Linked DNA regions of Mus musculus: region 2 is linked to region 1. Evidence: chromatin loops called from intact Hi-C (ENCODE). Cell type or tissue: gastrocnemius. All regions are shown on one strand. Links, peaks and the distances in the headings refer to the core of each region. The heading gives the core; the rest is flanking DNA.

Region 1 (4,369 bases), core at 781-3,280:
TTTACTTGTTCTGAACATTTCACCTAAGTGCAGTCATGCAGTGTGTGGTCTTCTGCCCAGCACCTTCCACACAACATCTTTTGAAATTCTTCAACTCTTCACCACTTTTCTATGGTTGGTAATATTCCCTAGTATGGGTATAACTCGTGAAGCGTATCTATCCTCCAGCTGTTGGCTATTTGGGCCATTTCCCCTTCGGAGATGTATGAATAAGGCAGCTACAAAGAAACATTTGAACCCAAAGTTTCTTCATACAAATGTGTTTTAATTCTCTCAGATGTGTGCCTTGGAGTAGAGCTTCTGGATTGTATGGTAGCTCTGTTGAGAAAAGTTTCTAGAAAGTTCTAGATGCACAGACAATTCGTACCCCACCAACACTGATGTCCACTTAGGATTCACTCACTCCAGCAGACTGTGAAGTGGGACCTCATTGTGGGTTTGCTTTGCATTTCCTGGTAGCAACAATGTATAGTGACTAAGTTTATTGGCCATTTGTCTACCTTCTTTAGAAAATGTCTATTCAAGCCTTTTGACTGTGTTTAAACTGGGTTATTTTCTTTCTAGTTGATGGTGTATAGGCGTTCTTTATATATTCTGGATCAGTCCCTCACCGGGATACTGGTTTGAAAATAGTACATCCACCTGCATGGGCATCTTCACTGCCTTGACTCTCCTGTCTTTCCTACTTGTTCTATCAGCCATGGAGTGACATTCGATAAAATCTCCTACTAAGACTGTAGGTTTTCTACTTTTCGTAATATGTTTACCAGGCATTTATAAATACAGTATTACTAAGAGAAGGCAGGTGTAGCATGTGCGAGGCCTTGAGTTTGATCCCACACCACTGCAAATAGAAGAAAAGTCAACAGGCAGACACAGCACAAGTGCTCCTTACTATTGAGGACCCTGCCGTCGCTGTGAACTGTTGCTCCTGCTTTGTTTTTTATTTAAAGAAAAGGTTTTTTGGTTTTTGGTTTCTTATTAAAAGCCTTTCTGTTAGGCTCTAGGGTGGGTTCCAGTGTTAGACACTGAGGAGGGTTCTAGTAATAGGCACTGGTGTGGGCTCCAGTCCTTTCTGTCAGGCACTGGGTTGGGCTCTGGTCCTTTCTGTCAGGCACTGGGGTGGGCTCCAGTCCTTTCTGTCAGGCATTGGGGTGGGCTCTGGTCCTTTCTTCGGTCAGCATCTGCACTGTATCCTTTGTGCCCTTTTCTATCATTTGCATCTTTACTTATAAAGTGTGTCTCTGGTGTGGTCTCTTTTTATTTTCTTAATTTGGTGTGATGTTGCCACTTAATAGAAATCTTTAGCCTGCTTCTATTTTATACAACTGCTAAGGTGGATTTAACCGAGTATCTCACCGGTTGGCTTCCATTCGCTCCGCTACTCTTTTTGCACATACTTTCAAAAAATAAAATTTAAATTTCCCTATTTGTCTTATCATATATTACTTTAAAATTCTTTTGTGATCACCAAAGTGATTGTAATATACACCTATCACTTATTAAGGCCAAACACAATTGGTATATCTACTACTTTCTAGATAATTCAAAGACTATATTCTGCTTAATTCCATTTCCATTTTCTAACTTCATGCTACTATTAAGTTTATATCAGTCCTACTTTACTTTAAACTATATGGTTGTTGAGTTTTAGATTTCTTTATTTAATTCTAATGTGTGCATTGTACCCTACATGTATGTACAGGCACTACCTGTATAACTAGTGCCTGCAGAAATCAAAAGGAATCAAATCCCCAGCACCTGGAGTTACAAATGATTATAAGCTGCCCTGTGGGTGTCTGGTCCTGAGCCTGGTTCTTTGCCAGAGCAGCTGGTGCTGTCGACTATGGAGCTGCCTCTCCTCATGGTTCTTTGTCAGTGTGCTCTAGGACATTCCCTTCCCTTGAACTAATATTGCTGTTGTAACAGTTAACATTCCCTTGAATTTGCTCATTTGCATACTGTTTGCATTGCATGACGCCCTATAGGTTTTGGGCATTTTTTCATCTCATTTGCATATCATTTGCATTGCATGCCTTCTTATAGTTTTTGCATATTTTTGCATATCTGCTTTACAGGGATCAATTTTAAATACACTTTATTTTCGGAGTAGTACTTTACAAAGATCAAGATGAATTGTCAGATTCAATCCCAGCAAATCAACATATTTTGTTCCAATTATTTGGAAGGAAATGGCACATTTTTGGGAATGAAAGCCCTTACTTTGTTCAGATTTTCTTGGTTTTTGCAAGTATCTTCATTTCTGGTGTTGCATCCTAAAGGGTGACACTATATTTAATTGTCCTCTGGTTGTCCTTAATAGAGACCATGTTCACCATATCTGTTCTGGGAGAGGCTGGCACTTTGAAGGACAGGGGTGAGCTTCGTCTGAAGAATTTTCCTCCTTTGAAATTTTCTTGAGGTCCCTCCCATAATTCGATCCAGTAGAGACCTTTGACAGAGAAGCCATTGAGGTATGTTGTCATTTGTGTCACAGATCCACCCCTGAATTTAGACCACATGCCCTGAGGGTGATGGTAAGGGAGAGATGTGACGAATCAGACTTCTCCCAGGGACTCCGTCACCTGTCCATCTTCAGTTGGCATCTGGCTGTGCCTCGTGGGGCTGTCCTAAAGGTGTATTTCTCTGCACGTTAGCTCTTGATGTAAGAGAAACGTTGCATCAAGTGCCTGTCCCAGGGAACGAGTATGCTGCCCCCAGAGGAGAGACCGACTAGGTGTGAGGTGGATCTCCTCAGGGCTCTCTCTCAGGGTCATTTCGACTCGTGGGACTTGTTGCCTTAGTCTCTGGCTTTTGGTGGAATTCCACAGTATCTCCAAGAATCACACAGTCCAAATCAATAGCAACAAAGGAAACGGTTTAGAACTCTCTAGTGAACATAATTTTCACAGTTTCTTCTGCCTCCACTTCAGAGGCAAGACTACTCTCTTCTCTTCATTTCCAGTCCCCAGGTCCAGCCATCTCTGAGGCCCCGAATGGCCTGCACAAAGAGCCTCCTATGGATTTGAAAAAGCCATTTTTAACCTCCTCACAGCCCTGCAGGACATCATGTTCTTCCATCTCTCCTATGCTTTCTTTGTCATACTGAGAAAACACAAACAGCAAGCTGAGGAGAGAGGCAGCTCTGGATCTTAATTTCACTGGAAACACTTCCTCATGTACTTTAATTCAATTTGGTGACATAGTTGAGAGTCCCTTTGCCATTTTGGTCATCTTTCTTTGAATCGATTTTTGTTGTTTTATATCTCTGTTAAAGTATGGTGCCCAGGGAGGGACATAATATGTAGAAGTAGCTACCCAGCTATCCATAATACTGTAGGGTTACCAATTCCTTTCACTCAGCCTATTTTTTTGTGGAGTGCAGTGGCACGCTATTGTTATCTTATTAAATAAATGAGCCCCACTCTCTTGATAGTGTTGGACTTCCCCCTCGTTAGATAGAAAGAGCCCATAACTACCCCAATACCCGATCCCTGTCCGAAGTGGCTTCCTTCAGAATGACTGACCCTCAGACGGAAGCCAACCTGACGGATGCAGTCAGCATTCTGGGATTTAAGTATCAGGAATGAACACACATATTTTTGCATTCCCAACCCCCCTCCTGCCAGCTTACCCCAATCTGAGGCATCCCTACCACCCAGAGTTGAATGTTGGAGCCATGCCTTGGCCCTTCATGAGGCTCCTCAACTATTGTCAGTGTTCACGCTCAGCTTCCCTCGCCTCACCCAGGCTAATGAGGGTTGGGAAGCGTCCTTTGTTTAGAGCCAACTGGGTCTCCTAGCTGCAACTGTCTCCTTCTTCTCTTTGTCCACTACTGGGCCCCCTCGTATGGGTTAAAAACCCAGATTGGACCAAATGGGAGGGAGCTGCCCTGGCAACTCTTATACTTGCTTCTGGAAAGCAAAGTTAAACACATACAAACCCATGTGTTCAGAGTGTATGTGGGTGGCTTGTGGGGAGTTCTCATAGATACTGAGGAACTGTCAGAAGCACTCTCTCTCTCTCTCTCTCTCTCTCTCTCTCTCTCTCTCTCTCTCTCTCTCTCTCTCTCTGCCATGCTCCAGGAGAGGTCTGCCCCAGACTTGAGCTTCTAAGAAACTACCAAAAAATGATCCATGATGCTCCTCAAGTCTTTTTATCTCCGAAGTTAGGATAGACCAAGCCTGCCAGGCCACCAATCAGCACTCGGCCCTTGTACCCATGACCTGCACATCTGCTATCCCCTCCCACTCCTCCCCACTCTCCAGATCTTTGCAGAGCATCCTCAGGGATCTTCACTGGTTCTGAATCAGGTCTCCTCCTCCTCCCCGCTGACGGCCAGAGCTGCCAGCCCTGGCCTCCCCGTCAT
Region 2 (4,369 bases), core at 1,050-3,549, 56 kb before region 1:
AGGAGAAAGAGGTAGGGTGGAAGCAATTCTGCTATGCCCTGGTTGATGGCATTAGCGTTGACGATGGTGGCTGTCACTACTGCTGCTGCTGGAAGGGGTTTGATTTAGAGAGTCCCCAGAATGCTTTGAGCCAGGATAACATAGTCTAGCTTATGCTTTGAACACTCTGGCTACTGCATTCCTAACAACCACTAGACCAGCAATAGTTACTGCTGTGGTGATTGGCGCTAAAGATGTGGGTGCCTTCGATCAAGGTTATAACCACTGACAGTCAGATGAGATAAAAGTTTAGGTATTTTTTGGAGGCAGAGTCATAACATCCCGGTTGGCAGATGGTATATGAGATGAGAAATGGATCAGCCTGAACTTGTTAGTGTGAGCCTCTGGGAGATGGCACTGCCCTCAAACTAGGTAATAAAGACTGTGGCTGAAGTTTGGGTTTGCTGCATGTGGTGGCACCTTTAATACCAGAACTCAGGAAGCAGAGGCACATGGATCTCTGTGAGTGCAAGGCCAGCCTGGTCTACAGAGCAAGTTCTAGTTCCAGCTGGAGCTGTATAATGAGACAACCATCTCCAAACAGACAGACAGACAGACAGACAAACAAACAATCCACTAAACAAACAAAAACCTGCAAAAGTTTGTGTTCAAAGGCCCAGCTTGGCTTTGGACAGGGTGAGTTTTATCCATTAGACACTACACGCCAATGTGGGGTCGGGGACAGGGACTGGATTATCCTTGCTGGGGAAGCAATTGGACATAGGACAGTGGGGACTAAGGTTATGGGCTGCATGAACACTACATCCATGTGGCTGTGAAAGAAAGATGTGTTGCAGGATGGAGCAGCAGCTGGGGAAAATGGACCAAACAAGACCTAGGTCTGAGCTCATTTTGCAGGAAGAAGGAACAATTCTGGTAGGAATCCAGAAACAGACAGTCACAGAGGAGAGCTTGCTGCTGGGGGAGCCAGTCCCAGAGATGCCAGTGACACAATGATGGCCCCGCCTGCTCTTTCTCTGGGGAGGGCTGAGATGGAGGACAGTTGCAGGTAGATTTCTAGGCCACAGGGCTCTGACAGAGTTGGGATAAGGAGAGTTTGTTTTTGTTTGTTTGTTTGTTTTTAATGTATATTTCTTTAAAAAAGAAATGGTGCTAGCAAGGTGGTGCATATATAATCTCATTCCTTGGATGCTGGAGACACTAGCATCATGAGTTCAAGGTCAACCTAGGCTATAGAAGAAGTTCAAGGCCAGCCTGAGCTACATGAGACCCAACTTCAGGAACAAACAAACAAACAAACAAACAAACAAATGTCTGCTGAATGACAGAAAGAAGAGTCTTTGGGAACTTAGAGGAGGATATAAAAGTTCAGAAGTGTCCCTAAGGGGAATGCCAGTTGAGCTGATGCCATATGTACAATGGTGATGTTTTCTCCAGCAGCCCTAACCTCTGGGCTTAGGAGCATGGTATTTAGCTTTCCCCCACTAGGGGTAGATGTGATGGAGAGAGAAAGGTGATAGAGCTGAGGTAAGTAATAAGAGAGCAATCGACACCAACCCCCTGTGAGCAAGCAAAGCCAGAAGATGCAGAGAGACCAAAGAGTCAGGCAGAGCAGAGTTCAGGGGTCAAGGTGAGGTCAGAGAGTAGGTGACCTGAGGAGCTTGAGAGAACCAGAGGGCCAACGTGTTGTCATAGAGTGATGCAGAGGTGAAGGCAGGAGCAATCAGGTGGTCCTGGGTGGTAGTAAGATAGATGGCACGATGGGATGCAGGCCTCAATATGGAGAGGAGGGAGAGAAGGCTAAACAGTCTTGGACTGGAACATGGCTCTCCTTCACCTGGATCCACGTTCTCTCAAGATGGAGCAGGACGTGGTGGATGATGGTAAATTCCTCACTCTAGGAGGAGCGGAGCCTCTGTAGTCCCTAAAGAGATGCTGGTGGAAATGAGAGTCGAAGAGAACAGAAGGCTTGGCTTGACCACCAAGCCAAGAGGGAGGTGGGGGGCTTGCCCGAAAGCCAAAGACGGCTGGCCACTTTCTGAAGTCCTGAAGGGATTTATGCCTCTACTTCTTGCTTCTACTGACTTTTCTTTTACATCTATGTAAGATTTCAATATTCTTGCATCTATTTTTATTTATTGTTCATGTGCAAGTGTATTCCTGGTGTGCATGTGACAGTCAGACCATGTGAGAGGGAGTTCTCTCCTTCCACTGTGTGTGTTCCAGGGACTAACAGCAGATTGTCAGGCTTAATTAAGTTCCCTTAACTGCTGAGCCAACCTGCTGGATGCATTCCACACACACACACACACACACACACACACACACACACACACACACACAGAGACACACACAGAGACACAGACACACACACACACAGACACACACACACAGACACACAGACACACACAGACAGACACACAGACACACACACAGACACACAGACTCACATACACACACATACACACACACACACACAGACACACACACACACACAGACACACACAGACACACACAGACACACACACAGACACACACACACACAGACACACAGACACACACACAGACACACACAGACACACACACACACAGACACACACACACAGACACACACACAGACACACACACACAGACCACAGACACACACACACAGACACACACACACAGACACACATACACACACACAGAGTGAGAGAGAGAGAGATACATACATTTTAATCTCTCTGTGTGTATATGTGAGAGAGCTCTAGGACAGGTACACATTTGCAATAGTGTATGCATGTATAACAGTCAGAGGACAACTTTGGGAGTTTGGCCACAGCTTTTTGTAGAGGCCAGTCTCTCTTGTTTCTAATACTTTGTCATGTGTTTTGGACTTCTGAGCTGGGCTTCTGAGCAGTTTTCCTGTCCTACCTCCTATCTCTGCACAGGAGTGCTGGGGTTACAATGGCTTTTTACAGGAGGTCTAGGGCTCTGAACTCAAGTCCTGGGCCTCATCAGGTAAATGTTTTGGCCTGCCCGCTGAGTTCTCTTCTACAACATTGTTAGGTCCTTGAGAGCAATTATAACGTAACTCTCACACTTTAGGTGTGTGAAGCCAACTTGGTAAGAAGCTAAAACTTTTCCTTAATGAACCCCACACTCCTTCGCAGACACTGGGAGACTTGGCCAGTTTGCGGCTGAACACTGGGCTCATTGCCTGACATCCATGGCTGAGCTCTTCATTTTTCTCCCATCAGTTTGTACTTTTGACAGGAACACCCCCGTGCTCAAAGCTCAAGGTCTGAGGATTGTTGAGCTCACGTGAAAAATAAGAGGCAGGCTAAGGTTTCTTGTGCGTACCTGTGGAGAGCCTGAGATCTAGAAATCTAGAAACTTAGGTGAAACCTGAGTTTTCATGTGTTCTTAGCGCTCTGGAGACCGAGGCAAAAACCAAGTATCTGATCAGAAGGATACCAAACCCTGCGGACTCAAACCTGCAGGATTACGTGCACAATAAACAGCTAACTGTAGACAAAGGCAAATATTTAATTTGAGGTGGAGTTTTGTTTTCCTTCTGTCAGGATAACAGAAAGCTTGGATCAAAGCCTCAAAGCTTCTGGGACTAATGACCAAAAAATCAAATTACATGTCATTAACTGCCTCTCAAAGACTCCTGGGAAGCCATTTGAACATGCAAGGGTTCCTTGGGAAAGCCGGACTTGGTACTTCCAGATTGAGGGAGGCAAACTGAGGAGAAGAAGGGTGGAGGCAAGGTAATTATATTTGATAAACTCAATTAAAACTTCTTAGTGACTGTAATGGGTTCTGCTCTAGCAATGAAAAAAAATTATCAGGTCAATACCTTTGATGATTCAAGTGAACAAAAGAAAAATTAAACAAGTTTCTAGAACCTGCTTACTTCAAGGTAAGACCAGATCCTAAATTATGGAAGATACTTTAGGACTCATTAATACACATTGGGCTGACCCATTTAGCTTGGTGATGGGCCATGGATATCTAAATGCAAGGGGCAGAAGGGTGCTGGCAGCCCTCACAATGTCAGTCTAAGCTTGATTTTGGTATCCTCTGCAGCTGACATAAGCGCTGTCCATGGTTGTCTCGGAGAGTGTTCCATTTTGCTTGCTGGGTAAGGAGGTGTTGATTTGGCCTTGGTCTTGCTATAGCCGTATACCCTGACTATGTTGGGTCTCACTGTGGAGATGGTGGAAGGTTGCTGTAGTTTACACACTGATTTGGTTTTGGCCTGAGAGGCTGAGATCACTAAAACGTTGCAAACAAAAGCCTGGATTAAGTTCTTTTAACATAGGTGATGCGAGCCAAAAACTAGTCGTAACTTGAATGGATTAACGCTGTGACTGTAGGAAGG

What was found. Peaks named below come from ENCODE experiments on the same cell type or tissue, not always from the same donor. Only the 100,000 strongest peaks of a DNase experiment are listed, where the experiment ranks them.
Region 2: a loop joins it to region 1, with 2.6 times the contacts of the local background. A loop is called at or near these places in 4 of 42 quality-filtered maps.

Annotation. Positions count from the first base shown.
Region 1 is chr17:86,838,878-86,843,246 of GRCm38, reverse strand. No RefSeq gene overlaps it. Among named protein-coding and RNA genes, the nearest start is that of Tmem247, 76 kb to the left of the region's middle. In gastrocnemius, for the core only: no CTCF peak of the experiment used is centred there; a DNase peak (open chromatin) is centred at 1,813.
Region 2 is chr17:86,895,588-86,899,956 of GRCm38, reverse strand. No RefSeq gene overlaps it. Among named protein-coding and RNA genes, the nearest start is that of Tmem247, 20 kb to the left of the region's middle. In gastrocnemius, for the core only: no CTCF peak of the experiment used is centred there; DNase peaks (open chromatin) are centred at 2,013 and 2,261.